Regions from separate parts of the Homo sapiens genome. Here region 1 is linked to region 2. Evidence: chromatin contacts called from ENCODE POLR2A ChIA-PET data. All regions are on one chromosome and are shown on one strand. The core of a region is the stretch at or near the end of the contact, and the rest is flanking DNA. Distances in the headings are between cores, read along the strand shown.

Region 1 (7,587 bases), core at 790-3,289, 71 kb after region 2:
TGTGTTTGCTCCTACAACAGCCAGGCCAAAAGGCCTGGTTTCGAACTCACTAACGTCTGAATTCTCATAGGCACCTGAGGGATGGACTTGGGCACACCGTGTACACAGAAAAGAGAATTTGTGGGGAAGGAAAAAGCAGAAGAGAAAGGAGCTATCAACAGCCATGGGTGGGAGGCCGGGCGCGGTGGCTCACGCCTGTAATCCCAGCACTTTGGCAGGCCGAGGCGGGAGGGCTCAAGGTCAGGAGATCCAGACCATCCTGGCTAACACGGTGAAACCCCGTCTCTACTAAAAATACAAAAAAAAAAAAATTAGCCAGGCATGGTGGCGGGCGCCTGTAATCCCAGCTACTCGGGAGACTGAGTTAGGAGAATGGCGTGAACCTGGGAGGCGGAGCTTGCAGTAAGCCGAGATCACGCCACTGCACTCCAGCCTGGGCAACAGAGCAAGACGCCATCTCAAAAAAAAAAAGCCATGAGTGGGAGCAGGGCAGGACTGACTAAAGCACTGGTTTGTGCCACAGGTACAGGCCGAGGCAGGGCTACGCTCTGATTCCATGTCTACAAAGACAGAAGGGATTAGGATCAGGTGGTCCGGAAGCCTGGGTGGGTGAAGGAAGCAGGTTCCTGCTGTAGATCCGGTCTGCGGTTGAGATGAGCCAGGAGACTTCTGGGCACTGCGTGTGTTTTTGGCAGAAAACGCTAGGCGCAAAGCTGCCATGGGCACAATTCCTGAGGTGGAATCCTGTACTGGGAAGAGTGGGGCAATGCGAATGCCCGGTGGGCGTGCTCAGGAGTGGACTAGCATTGGGTGGGGGCTGGCAGCAGGGTGCAGGGAAGGGATGTTTCTCAGAACTCCTTTCCTCTTTGTTCTGGGTCCCCTCTCTCCCCGGAAGGAGACCTGGAGGAAAAGGACAGTGCCCAGCGGGACAGCACATATGCAGAACCCGGCCGCGCCTCCCGCAGACACCAGGCATCTTTCTCCAGCCCAGGCTCAGCCATGTCTTTCTTCTGACAGAAAACGTGCGGAGTTTCCTCAACACCAGTCAATGCTCCAACCCCAACGCGGTGTCCAGCAACTCACTAACGACACCACCCAGAGTCAGCGCAGACCCCACAAGCTCAGCGCTCTTCCCACAACTGCTCCCGCTGCAGACGCCAGTCCCTGCCTCTGGACACCCGTCTTCATTTCTGAACGCCTGTCTACAAACCAGGGGCGCCCACACCCTCAAGTTCAGCAATGTGGCAGAACTACTCACAGAACTGAGAAGCGCCGTGCGCACCGACACCAGCGTATTCTAAAAGATGTTACTCAGGAACAGCCACGCGGAGGAGGTGCACAGGGCAAAGGGACTGGTGGAATAGTTGGAGCGGGCGGGTGATTTGCTTCGCTTGCTCACACACCTCACAAAAGCCTTTCCTTCAAGACCCGCTGGCAGTCCCCAAACCAGGAGCCGCGGCCGACGCTGTCCCATTAATGAGACCCCGTTTGCTCACATGAACTTTGTTTCGATGGGGCCTCGATCTCATTCCGAACAGGGTAAAGTAGGGACCGGACCCCCGGACCACAGCTCCTCCCAGGCGGGCACCTCGCACGCGGGCGCCGGCGTCTTCCAGATGAGCTCCTCCTCACCCCGCGGCCCAGGGAAGGTGCGGGGCTGCGGGCGCAGAACTGCACAAGGAGGGCCGCAGGCTGGGCCAGAGCCGCCGTGCGGGGACCGACAGGAGCCCGGTCCGTCACCGGAGGGGACTGAGGGCTGAGAGGCGGCAGCGGGGACTCCGTTCGCAGACTCGGTCCCGCCGCCGCCATTTCCCGCCGGTTCCGATGAGGCCTCCCCAGCCTCCGGACGCCCTGCCCCGCACACTCACCATTTCCCGACTTCAGGGTATCCGGGAGTCTTAGCTACAAATTGTCCAATACCCTCAGGTCACAGAGCAACGGGAGGCAGAGGCTGTGGCTGAATCACCGAGGCCTCCCGGAGCCGAGAACGCAGAGAGCTGAAGCCCTAAACCAAGCCCTCGCAGGAGCCAGAGGAAAACGCCGCGCCAGATCCCGGAAGCCAACCCCTCCTCTCTGGCTGCGGGCCTGATTGGGCAGTTCTCATTCCGACACTCTGATTGGATATTACTCCAATCCCCGCCCTCGGGCCTTGAGTAACAGAATTTGCAACCATACACTCCACTGATGTGGCAAGAGTGACAGGCTGGGGCCTCCAGGCCCTTTCAGGCGGGGCTTTCTCTCCCGGCTTGGCCTGACGCAGCCCAGGGGTGTTTTTTTTAACCTTGTTGTGTGTAAGGTTATGTCCACTTGTAAAATACACTTACACACAGACGTGCACACACGCGCGCACACACACGCGCGCACACACACGCATGCACACATGCATGCACACACACTTTTTCACAAACGGAAGTGATATAATGACAATTATTTTAATATTTTAGATTTCATAACCCTTCTGGCCGCTAGTCTTTTGAGTAGGACACCTGAGATTTTAAGAGGGAAGCAATCCTTTAAAAAATAAAATATTAATTTGTGAATTTTGCGTTTTTATTAGCCACGTCAAAAATAATATTTAAAGAGTGAAGTTGTTTGTAATAATTTTTAACTCATTGTATCAAAATATTGTTTTAATATGTGATTGATATATAATTAGAAATAAAGTATATTTCTGATCTAATTCTTCTAAACTCACTGTGTATTTTATGTATTTCTGATCTAATTCTTCTAAACTCACTGTGTATTTTATGTTTGCAGCACATTTTACTTCAAACCAGTCACATTCCAGGTACCCAGTAGCTACATATGGCAGGTGGCTGCCACATTGAGCGCAGCCATGAGGGCTCTCTTCCCTTAGGGAAGTGAGGGCCTGAACACCTCTTTTCTGCTGGAAGTAAGGGACCAGCCTCTCTACCAACTTTTCTCCTCAGGCTCAAGGGTGGGTGGGACAGTGCCCCTAGAGAGAGCAGGGGCTGCAAGCTGAGAGTATCCACGTGAAGACCACGGTTTCCCAGTTGCTGTTTGGTGGAGGTGTGGTGGTCTCCTCGGTTCAGCCAGGTCGGGACTCTTGTGCCACGACCAAAAAGAATGAAGCACACGGATACCAGAGAGTGAGCAAGGCAGAGTAGGATTTATTAAGCAAAAGGAAAGCTCTCAGAAGCAAGAGGGGACCTGAAAGCAGGTTGCCAGAAATGAGGCTGAGGTCTGGGTCTTTTATGTGGCAAGAACAAGTATGTCTTCTGTGGGTTCTGCCCAAATGGGAGGGGTAAAGTTCCTCACTAAGGGTGTTGCATCTGCGCATGCCTGGGATTGGCCACAGTGACTCCATTTTGGTTATTACCCATGAGTGCCTAAGCGAAACTTACACGAGGAGAGCCAAAACCACAATGCTAATGTCATGTTAATGACCTTATAATGAGCTGGGTCAAGTTAAGGACATTTGGGTTGATTTATTGCGCCTGTGCTAAGTTGGGACAGTCCCTTTGGAGCAACATCCTGGCATAAGAGGAAGTTCTTAACCACATTTCTTCCTGCTAGCTACAGAGGTGGTGCAGGTGCGGTCCCACACGTGTTTTTCCTCTCCCCAGGCCCTCTCTCTATCTGCCTAACCAGCGTCCGACTGCCTCCTCTATCAAAGGTTCCTCTTCCTTTCAAATATCAGACAGCAAACAAAGAATGTTGGGGCCACACAAGCAGAGAACACCATGTCTTCAGATCTCTTCACAGCCTTGTCCTCCAGAGTTTAGAAGTGGAGGGAAAAGATTAAAGGCAATCTTCTTGTTTTGCTATTTGTCCTTGGACCTAATCTGGACCTAATTTGGACACACAGGCTGTAACTATGTGTTTTTCTCCTTTGGTGTGGGGCACTGTGAGTTTAAGCACCAATCACATGCATCCACATCTAACTGCACTTCTGTTCCCAGAACGAAGGCCGTGAGTGTGAGTTGTCCAGGTCCTTGGCAACAAAGAATTGAACAAAATGCACAAAGTAACAAAGGAACAAAACAGAGGGAGGAAGCATCAAAAGCGGAAATTTATTAAGGTAAGAAATAGGGTGGGTATGGGCTTGAGCAAGTGGCTCAAGGACCCAGTTACGAAGTTTTCTGGGTTTTTAGTACTCCTTTTGAGGTCCCTATCAGCTACCACTGATATGGATTAAGGATTTGGTCTGTGGCTAATTAAAGGCTTAGGAGAATTGGCACGCTATGCGGATGAAGGAATGCAGGTGCTTGGCCTGCAGCCACTCCAAGGCACTTTCCCTTTCTACCTGAGAAGTGGTAGAAAGGGGAGGGTTGTAGGGACAGTAGCCTTTGATCCTTTGCTATTCAGGTGTGGGGAGATGGGACTTTTTCTTTTGGTTTAGCTGTTGGAAGTTTGCCTTAATTGGCCTTAGGTTTCCTGCCTCCAGACCTTGGTGTTTTTTCTTTTAGGAAGTCAGCACAAATTGGCCTTAAGTTCTCTGCCTCCATACCCCATTCTCCTGCCTCCCTTCTGTACAAACCATTTGTTATACATAGTTCATCTTAAACTCACCTGGTAATTGGGGAGGCCTTCTGTGTATGCTGGTTGGTTATATGCAAAGAAAAAATAAACTTCCAACATCATGATAGGAGGCAGTTTTGCAACTTAGAGCCAGGTGCCTGTTGCAGGTAAGCCTACCTTACCTTCAGCTGTAAGTGGCTCTAAGTGGCTCTAAGTCACCCTCCATCTCGTACAGAAAGAGTGAGATAGGGTACTATCATCTTGGCTATTTATATTTCTTTTTTTTTCTTTTTTTGAGACAGAGTCTTGCTCTGTCGCCCAGGCTGGAGTGCAGTGGTGCGATCTTGGCTTACTGCAAGCTCTGCCTCCCGGGTTCACGCCATTCTCCTGACTCAGCCTCCCCAGTAGCTGGGACTACAGGTGCCCGCCACCACACCTGGCTAATTTTTTTGTATTTTTAGTAGAGACGGGATTTCACTGTGTTAGCCAGGATGGTCTCGATCTCCTGACCTTGTGATCTGCCCGCCTTGGCCTCCCAAAGTGCTGGGATTACAGGCATGAGCCACCGCGCCCGGCCGGCTATTTATATTTCAAAGCAATGGATCCCTACTCACTAAGCCCTGGGCTGCAGCAATTCTGCTTGCCCTCTCCTGGTGGCCTGTGTCCTCTCCCAAACCCTGCCATCTACCACTGAGGCACAGCCCACAGCTGGCAGCTCACATTTTACATTAGAGAGTGGGGTCCCCACATTTTACATTACAGAGCGGGGTCCCTGAGCTGCAGGAGGAGAGCCTGCAGGGCTCTTGGGTAGAATTGCACTTTTGCAATAAGGGAAACGGGAGCAATGTTTCAGCCTCAGTTTCTATTTATAATACTGACACAAAAAGAATATTGCTGGATACATAGCATGGATCTAGATAGAGCAGCTCCAGGAGTTCTCACGGTGACAGCCCCCCTCACTCACAGACACCATGTGATATTAATAGGGCTTAGACACAAAGCACTGAATTCCCAAAGCATTGAAGAGAAAGACAGCTCTCAGTCTGAGTAAAACCGTATTGAGAGAAGAAAAGAGGTTGAAAGAATCTTAAAGACAAATTCAGATTACATGTAACATTGGTCAAATTGACCAGAAAATATTCTTCCAAAGAAGTTCTTCTCTAAACACCAAAAGTGCACAGCTACTCTCAGCATGAGAAATACAAGTATTATGAGAAAGAGGGCTTATTCTGAGCAGAATTTCCATCTCTGCTGCTCTCCCATCTGCCGGCCGTTGGATTGGGAATCTATACTGGAACACACCTGACAACCTCCACCAGCACTTTTTGATGAAGAATTGGAATTCACTCTATTCACATAGTAGAATTATATCAGAGATTGCAAGATAGCTAACTGAAGAGCTACTATGATTCTTGGGTGGCCACATCACCTGCATTTATTTGTCCGGGAATAGTGGCATTCCTAATTTAGTAAAATAAAAGAATAGACTGTAAAATTATGCTGACCTATAATTATACCTATAGGATCAATTAATAAACATGTCAGGTTAATATCTACTGTAGCAATGTGGTAGTAAATTTTCTTTGGGTATTAAATATAAATGTGTACATATAAATAATTTTGGTATATTAGTCATAATGTATATATTTTAAAAATTATCTGTAAGCTTAATTACAATATTTTATAATACTTTATATTTCAAACAAATTAATGCTTATATTAAAGTTATATAAACTTAATTCAAACAAATTAATACTTATAATAAAGTTATATAAACTTAAAGTTATAATACTTTATATTTCAAACAAATTATACTTATATTAAAGTTATATAAACTTAATTCAAACAAATTAATACTTATAATAAAGTTATATAAACTTAAAGTTATAATACTTTATATTTCAAACAAATTAATAACATTAATATTAAAATTACTATTTAAGAAGTTTATTCAAAATAAATATTGTGGCCTTATATTCACACAATTGTAGAAAATACTGTTTAATTTACATGGATGCATGTTGTCTACTAAAGACTAAACAAAACTATGCTAATTTTTCTGAAGTAATAAGTAGAAACCAAAGCACAGCTAAAAATTCCATTGCTCAGTTTATACACTAACAGTTCTAGCTTTTGCAGTGTTAAATACTTTAGGCTCCAGATATTATCACCTTTGATATAATCGCCTTGGATGATTAGTTTTCTGTTGGAGAAACTTAGTATCTTTTACTCTTCATTACTCTGTATTGCTGAATTGAATCCTATCCTTTGTGCTCAACTTTTGTGTGATCTTAAAGTGAGCTTTATCATTCTAAACAAATCTGTGTCTACTTTAAAAGACTGAAAATGGAAAAAAAAAAACTTTGCCAAATCAAAAGCAAAAACAAAGTGGTGGTTCTCAGGTCCTAGATAAAGAGAATCCTGAGTCAAAAAAAAGAAAAAAAGGTAAGTTTTATTTAGCTGTTAAAATAATTTAAATATATGTGTGTATTTCAAAAAAGCAAACAAAAATGTACGTGTAGGCTAAATGCTTTTTAAAGAAAAGCAACAGCTGGATTAAGGACATGATCTTGAACTTCCAGACATCTGAATTTCAGTACACACTGGATTTAGGTATCTAATGGGTGGTCCTGGACACACTGTGTACACGTAAAAGAGAAACTGTGGGGAAAAATGTAGAAAACAGAAAGGAGCCACCAAAAATCCATGAGTGGAGGACAGTAAAAGGTAGGTGGACAGACTGGTTTGTGTTAAAGATAATGGTCTAGAAGGGGCTATACTCAGAATTATTCCTGTGTCCGTGCAGGCAGTTGAGATTATTAACAGGTGGTGGAGAGAACAGGTTGCTGTTGCAGATTCAGTGTCTGAGGGTAGAATTATACTAGGAGACCTATAGGCACTTGTGTAGGTTTTTGGCAAGAAACTAGAAGAGAAGGCACTGTGATGGGATTCCTAAGGGTGGTACTTACTCCTGGGAGGGGCATGGCCACATTAATACCTCCTAGGAGTATGTTTATAAGTGAGTGAAAAGTATGTGATGGTAGCTGTAGGCTAAGGGGGTCTGTTCTGAAGTTTTTAGTCCCCTCTTACCTGGGGAAAAGAACT
Region 2 (6,867 bases), core at 4,368-6,867:
TATCACGACACAAATACTTTACATCCGAAGACAAGACCACCAATCATCATCTTGAAATACGGCATTCTCTGCAAGCCCTTTAATGTTTACAGAGGCGGAAGATGGTGGCAAGTCTGAGTAAGTCTGCATTTGAAAAACGTGTATATGCATCAATGCAATCTTTATAGAGCATGTACTATGTGCTCAGAAGTATGCCATAGAGCAGTGTGCTGGGAAGTTCACATTATGTGTGTTAATACTATAACATCCTGAAAAGTAGTCCCATGCTTCCCAGGATTTAAATGCAGGGCCCCAGCATTTCTATTTGTTCTTCTGTTTTCTTATCATTGTTTTTTTTTTTAAATGCGTAGAATAATAGCTCAATATAGAGAGACGGGACAGATACAGAAAGGAAGTGCTAAGTGCAATTCAGAGGAATTTTTTATTTTTGTGTTTGTAGTTATTATGAGACTTGTGAAAAAAACCACTGAAACTGCAGAGATGGGGAACAGGTTGCTGGATAGGATGTCTCTAGAAACACTGACTTTAATTTTATAAAAAAGAATTTAAGGCACAAAAGTATATTGCTTTTCCTCATTTATCTGCTTTTGGGTATCAGGAAATTGTGAGCACCAGCTCTGGAGAGGCAGTAGGGGTAGCCACCCCAAACTCTGATCTCCTCTAAGCAGTTCTGTGAGAGATTTCAGTGTGGGGTAAGACCTGGACAAGGTTCAGCAGAGGGTGGATCTGGGCAGAACTGGGACAGAAGGTGGGCCCTAGGCATCTGCTCTCTATGCCCGTAAGTATTTTCAGTTTTGTCTTTTCTAAGCCTGCCCAAGAGAAATTTGATTCCCAGAGTTTCTGTATCTTAATCTATTTTAGCTAATTCCCTATTTTATAACATTATAACACACAATAACAAGGAATTTAACCAAAACCCTTATGTTTTTCTAGACCAATTATATTAGAAGCTAATTATTTATTCTTAGCAAGGTAAAAACAACACAAATAATAACAACAATTTCTCTTCTGTCAATGAACAGCTGATCAGATGGTGGCATTAAAACTCACAAAACAATAAAAGGGAAGTAACACAAATTAAGCTTAAGTCTCCATACAGTTTCTGTCTTTGTACTGAACACACGATGCTGAATTCAATCATTTATTCATGTGCTCTAGACTGCAAGTTCCTTGATGGTAGGGACCATGACTGCTTTATGTCTTTTTCTAATGATCATATGAAATAGAAGCAATTAGCTTATTGATCAGTTTGAGTCTCCAGATTCCTCATTTTTCACCAAAGAACCAGAAAACTGGAGCAATTCTTATCTGGGTACAAACCAAGGAGATTCTTTCTGTGAGGGGAGGAACAAACCCTGCATGAGTCACTTATCTTCCTCTGAAATGGGAGCAGAATTAGACCTTGTCAGACTGACCCCAGTCTGCACATGACATCCTCAAATGTCTCATTACTCAAAGATGCTGAGTAATGATGCCCTCATAGTGATCCACGGAGGAGACACTCAGGCTGACTTTGTGTGGTGCAAACAGAAAATGGCGCTGTCCTGGTGGTCCTGCACATCTTGGCTCCAGATGTGATATCCCCTGTCCCTGATCAGCTAACTCTGAGGTAAGAAGAAGGACAAAAGTACTCTACTCCCATAACACAGTATAGAGGAGGAAGGTACACTTGTGATTATGGTTGTCATTAAGGCTCTGGATATTTTGTGGCCTTACCTCCCACTGCTAAGATGCTTGTTTACACTTAAAGATTCTGCCACAGGATTCTGTTCCCATCAGAAGCCTCTCACACAGCTGTAGCAGGTCACTGAACAAGATCTGGAAAACTCAAAGGGCCCCACTCTAAAAATGGGGCTTAAGATGTCTACATTGACCTCTCATGATGCAGAAAATGTCTTCTGTGAGTTTTTCGTATGTCTTCAACCCAAAGTCTGGTCCAGTGTTGGGAATCCCAGGCAGAGGCCAACTTTTGTATGCAGATTCTAGGTGGGATCAATGTGCCTCTACATTCTTAGGGGTTAGAGTAAGCAGAGTAAAACCAGAGGAGAGATCACCTCATGGAGGCTCCTTCAACACATTCTTAAGAATATTTTGACCTAAAAGGAAATACTGGGATAAACATAATATAAGTAGAGAGTTTTCTGGGGCCAAAGCTTGAAGACTGCAATCCTGGAGTATAAAGCTACCTGAATATACACTCCAATTACAAGTATATTTGTAAAGGCAAAAAGGAAGGCAGGATAGAAAGTTGTCAGGAATTCTTATTTACAGAAGTAACATTGGTTAGTGATTGGTTATATACATTGTTAAGCTATTGGGTGTGGATTATAGTGTCCAGTGTGGCATTATTAGGTTAATTTATAGCCACTTGTGCCAATAGCAAGCAATTTCAAAAGACAAATAGTTCAAAGACGGGAACAGTACATCACTGTGGTCTCATTTTAACCAGTCTCTGGGTCTGATCATTAAAAGAACATGTATTTCTCAAATAAAAGTTCTTTTCTTCTCTCAAATCCCAGAAAATAAATTCAGAATTTGGAACTGCACATTTAGGTCTTGGAGGGCTGGTGAGCTATGCACATTTGCGGGCATTTGGGCAAAGGGAGGAGGGAGAGAATTGAAGTTCTCAAGTTTAATCAATGCACATGTATGATCCTGGTTGGGTTTATGGGCCCCGTGATCTCTGAATCCGTGTCAGATCTGAAGATGACAGGAGCACTGAAGGAGGTGAAATAACTGATTGCTGTCCTGAAGTGATTTTTGTAGAAATCTAGTCTAACTGCTCTAGAAGGGACTGTAGATCCCAAATAGAGAGACTATTTTGTTTGCAGATTTGGGGAGCACCTTGCTGCACTTTGTCATACAATTGTGGGTTGTGGCTGGAATCCTGAGAAGAAAGGTTTTTCTCTCAAGTGAAGCCTGGTGGGCACTTTGTATATAACGTCCAGTACTTCTAAACAGTGCATGGAAAATATGACTAAAAGAAAAATTTTCAGCCAGGCACGGTGGCTCACGCCTATAATCCCAGCACTTTGGGAGGCCAAGGCCGGTGGATCATGAGGTCAGAAGATGGAGACCATCCTGGCCAACATGGCGAAACCCCGTCTCTACTAAAAATACAAAAAAATTAGCTGAGTGTGGTGGCGCGCCTGTAATCCCAACTACTCAGGAGGCTGAGCAGGTGAATCGCTTGAACCTGGGAGGTGGAGAATGCGGTGAGCCGAGATCGCACTACTGCACTCCAGCCTGGCGACACAGCGAAGACTCCGTCTTAAAAAAAAAAAAAAAGAGAAAAATTATCTCCAATCCTAAAAAAATTTTCCACCATAATAGAACAGCAAGAAAATGTTTTGTTATATAATTAAACCAAAATGTGATGTGCATCACAGGCAATCTACTAAGAGACTGCAAACACAGAAAAAAAGTCACCATTAGTTCTTAAGTAGAAGACTTGAAAGCACCATTTACACAGTTTATTATTTCACCTAGTAATTTGGGAGGTAATCTGGGTTTTCTAATTGGTAATATTCAAAAGAAAAATAAACTTCCCACATCTTCATGACAGGACGTAGACCCACAATGTGGAGCCAGGTACCTGCTGAAGGCAGCCTCCCACCCTCCTACAGAAACTGTGGGATATATTCTTGCTATTCACATTTCAAAGCAATAGTTCCCAAGTCCTAGATAAAGACAAGTCTGAGTCAAAAAAGACAAATGACCTATTTAACTGATAAAAATGATTTACATATATTTCAAAAACTGGTGAAAATAATTATAAAAATTTTCCACCTAAATGCTTTAAGAAAAGGGAGAAGAGCAAAAATTCTTCCCTCACTCTAAAGAGAAATCATTAAGCCTCTTCTAATTTGTATTTGCTCCTACAACAGCCAGGTCTAAGGCATGGTCTTGAATTCCCTAACGTCTGAATTCTTGTAGGCACGTAAGGGATGAACTTGGGCACACTGTATGCACAGAAAAGAGGATTTGTGGGGAAGGAAAAAGCACAAGACAGCAAGGAGCTATCAAGAGCCATGGGGTGGGGGCAGGGCACAACTGATGAAAGGACTGGTTTGTGCTACAGGTACAGGCCCAGGCAGGGCTACGCACTGACTGATTCCTGAGTCCATAAAGGCATAGGAGATTAAGATCAGATGGTCCAGAAGCCTGGGTTGGAGAAGGAAACGGGCTCCTGCTAAACAGATCTGGGGTTGAGATGAGCCAGGAGTCTTCTGGGCACTGCGTGTGCTTTTGGCAGAAAACTGTAGGAGCAAAACTGCCATGGGCACAATTCCTGAGGGTAGAACCCTGTCTTAGGCCAGGTGTGGCCGTGCGAATGCCCAGTGGGCGTGCTCAGGAGTGGGTTAGCATTGGGTGGGGGCTGGCAGCAGGATGCGGGGAAGGGATGTTTCTTAGAACTGCTTTCCTCTAAGTTCCCAGTCCCCTTTCTCCCCGGGAGGAGGCCTGGAGGAAGAGGACAGTGCCCAGCGGGACAGCGCCTGTGCAGAACCCGGCCGCGCCTCCTGCGGACACCAGGTGACTTCCTCCAACCCAGACTCGGCCATGTCTTTCTTCTGACAGAAAACTTGCGGAGTTTCCTCAACACCAGTCAATGCTCCAACCCCAACGGGGTGTCCAGCAACTCACTAACGACACCACCCAGAGTCAGCGCTGACCCCACAAGCTCAGCACTCTTCCCGCAGCTGCTCTCCTGCAGACGCCAGTCCCTGCCTCTGGACACCCGTCTTCATTTCTGAACCCCTGCCTACAAACCAGGGACGCCCACACCCTCCTCAAGTTCAATAATGTGGCAGAACTACTCACAGAACTAAGAGAAGCGCTGTGCGCACCGACACCAGCGTATTCTAAAAGATGCGAACAGACACCAGCGTATTCAGGAACAGCCACGCGGAGGAGGCGCACAGGGCAAGGGGACTGGCGGCAAAGTTGGCGCAGGCAGGTGATTTGCTTCGCTTCCTCACACACCTCACAAAAGCCTTTCCTTCAAGACCCGCTGGCAGTCCCCAAACCACGAGCCACGGCAGAGCTTTCCCATTAATAAGTCCTGTTTGCTCACATGAACTCCATGTTTTGATGGGGCCTCAATCTCATTCTGAACAGGGTAAAGTAGGGACGGGATTCCGGACCACAGCTCCTCCCACGCCGGCACCGCGCAGGCCGCCGCGGTGTCTTCCGGATGAGCTCCTACTCACTCCACAGCCCGGGGAAAGTGCAGGGCTACCGGCGCAGAGCTGCACAAGGAGGGCTGCAGGCTGGGCCAGAGCCGCTGTACGGGGACTGACAAGAGCGCGGGTCCCTCACCGGAGGGGACTGAGGACAGAGGGCTGAGCGGGAACTCCATTCACAGACTCCTCCCACCGCCGCCATTTCCCGCCGGTTCCGATGAGGCCTCCACAGCCTTGGGACGCCCTGCCCTGCACACTCACCATTTCCCGACTTCAGGAGTGTCCCAGAGTCTTAGATACGAATCATCCAATACCGGCAGGTCACAGAGCCACAGAGGCTGAGGCTGTGGCAGAATCACCGAGGCTTCCCTAAGGAGCGGGAGCAGAGCGATGAGGCCCTAACCGAGCTCTGGCTGGAGCTACAAGCAAAAGCCGCGCCAGATCCCGGATGCCGCACCCTCCTCTCTGCTGCGCGCCTCATTCGGCAGTTGTCAATCCAGCGCTCTAATTGGATAGAGCTGTAAGTCTCCCGCCTCAGGCCTTGAGTGACAGAAGTTGCAACCATACACAGCACTGAATGAGGCGAGAGTGACAGGCTCTGGCCTCCTGGTACTTTGAGGCAGGTTTTTTGTGTTTGTTTTTTGAGTCTGGCTCTTCTCGCCCAGGCTGGAGTGCAGTGGCGCGAACTCGGCTCTCTGCAACCTCTGCCTCCCGGGTTTAAGCGATTCTCCTCAGCCTCCCAAGTAGCTGGGATTACAGGTGCCCACCACCACACCCGGCCAATTTCTGTATTTTTAGCAGAGACAGGGTTTCACCATGTTGGCCAGGCTGGTCTTGAACTCCTGACCTCAGGGTATCTGTTCGCCTATGTCTCCCAAAATGCTGGGATTAAAGGCGTGAGCCACCACGCCCGGCCCAGGCTGGGGTGTTATCTCTGTGCTTGGCTTGGTACAGCCCAGTGGTCATTTTTTTAACCTTGTGGTATGTAAGGTTAGGTCCATTTATAATATAAATTATACACACACGCATGCATGCACGCACATGCACACACACGTACACATGCACGCGTGCATACACAAACTTGTTCACAAACGGAAACAATATAATGACAATTATTTTAATGTTTTATAACCTTTCTGGCCTCTGGTCTTTTGAGTAGGACACATGAGATTTTAAGAAGGAAGTAATCCTCTAAAAAATAAAATGTTAGCTATTAGTGAATTTTCAATTTTTTATTAGCCACATCGAAAATAATAAAAACAAGTGAGATTGTTTGTGATAATTTTAGCCTACTATATCCAAAATATTATTGTTTTAATATGTGATCAATATATAATTGAGAGGTGAAGCCAGCTGGACTTCCTGGGTAAACTGGGGACTTGGAGAACTTTCCTGTCTTACAAGAGGATTGTAAAATGTACCAATCAGCACTCTGTAAAAACGCACCAATCAGTGCTCTGTAGCTAGCAAGGGGATTGTAAAATGCACCAATCAGCACTCTGTAAAATGCACCAATCAGCAGGATCCTAAAAGTAGCCAATTGCAGGGAGGATTGAAAAAAGGGCACTGTGATAGGACAAAAACGGAACACGGGAGGGCACAATTAAGGGGAAATGGGAGGTGGAATAAAAGCTGACCACCCCAGCCAGCAGTGGCAACCAACTGGGGTCCCCTTCGATGCTGT

The links. ChIA-PET counts read pairs that join two places held with the same protein, here RNA polymerase II (POLR2A).
Region 1: POLR2A ChIA-PET joins it to region 2 with 86 read pairs in CD4-positive, alpha-beta T cell. The contact joins the promoter of ZNF595 here to the promoter of ZNF718 in region 2. POLR2A ChIA-PET finds 5 or more read pairs at or near these places in 22 of 52 experiments (A673, AG04450, CD4-positive, alpha-beta T cell and 15 more).

The regions. Positions count from the first base shown.
Region 1 is chr4:47,773-55,359 of GRCh38, reverse strand. ZNF595 (zinc finger protein 595) reads right to left here and starts at 2,039. Exons shown (of 4, transcript NM_182524.4): 1 at 1,869-2,039. The coding sequence starts at 1,871. It also overlaps the pseudogene LOC105374377. RefSeq lists enhancers at 296-1,236, 1,237-2,178.
Region 2 is chr4:123,251-130,117 of GRCh38, reverse strand. It overlaps ZNF718 (zinc finger protein 718), which reads right to left and starts at 5,617. Exons shown (of 4, transcript NM_001039127.6): 1 at 5,445-5,617. The coding sequence starts at 5,447. It overlaps LOC124900641, which reads left to right and starts at 4,527. Exons shown (of 1, transcript XM_047416469.1): 1 at 4,527-6,867. The coding sequence starts at 4,870. The coding sequence ends at 5,346. RefSeq lists enhancers at 4,383-4,442, 4,703-4,902, 5,193-5,632.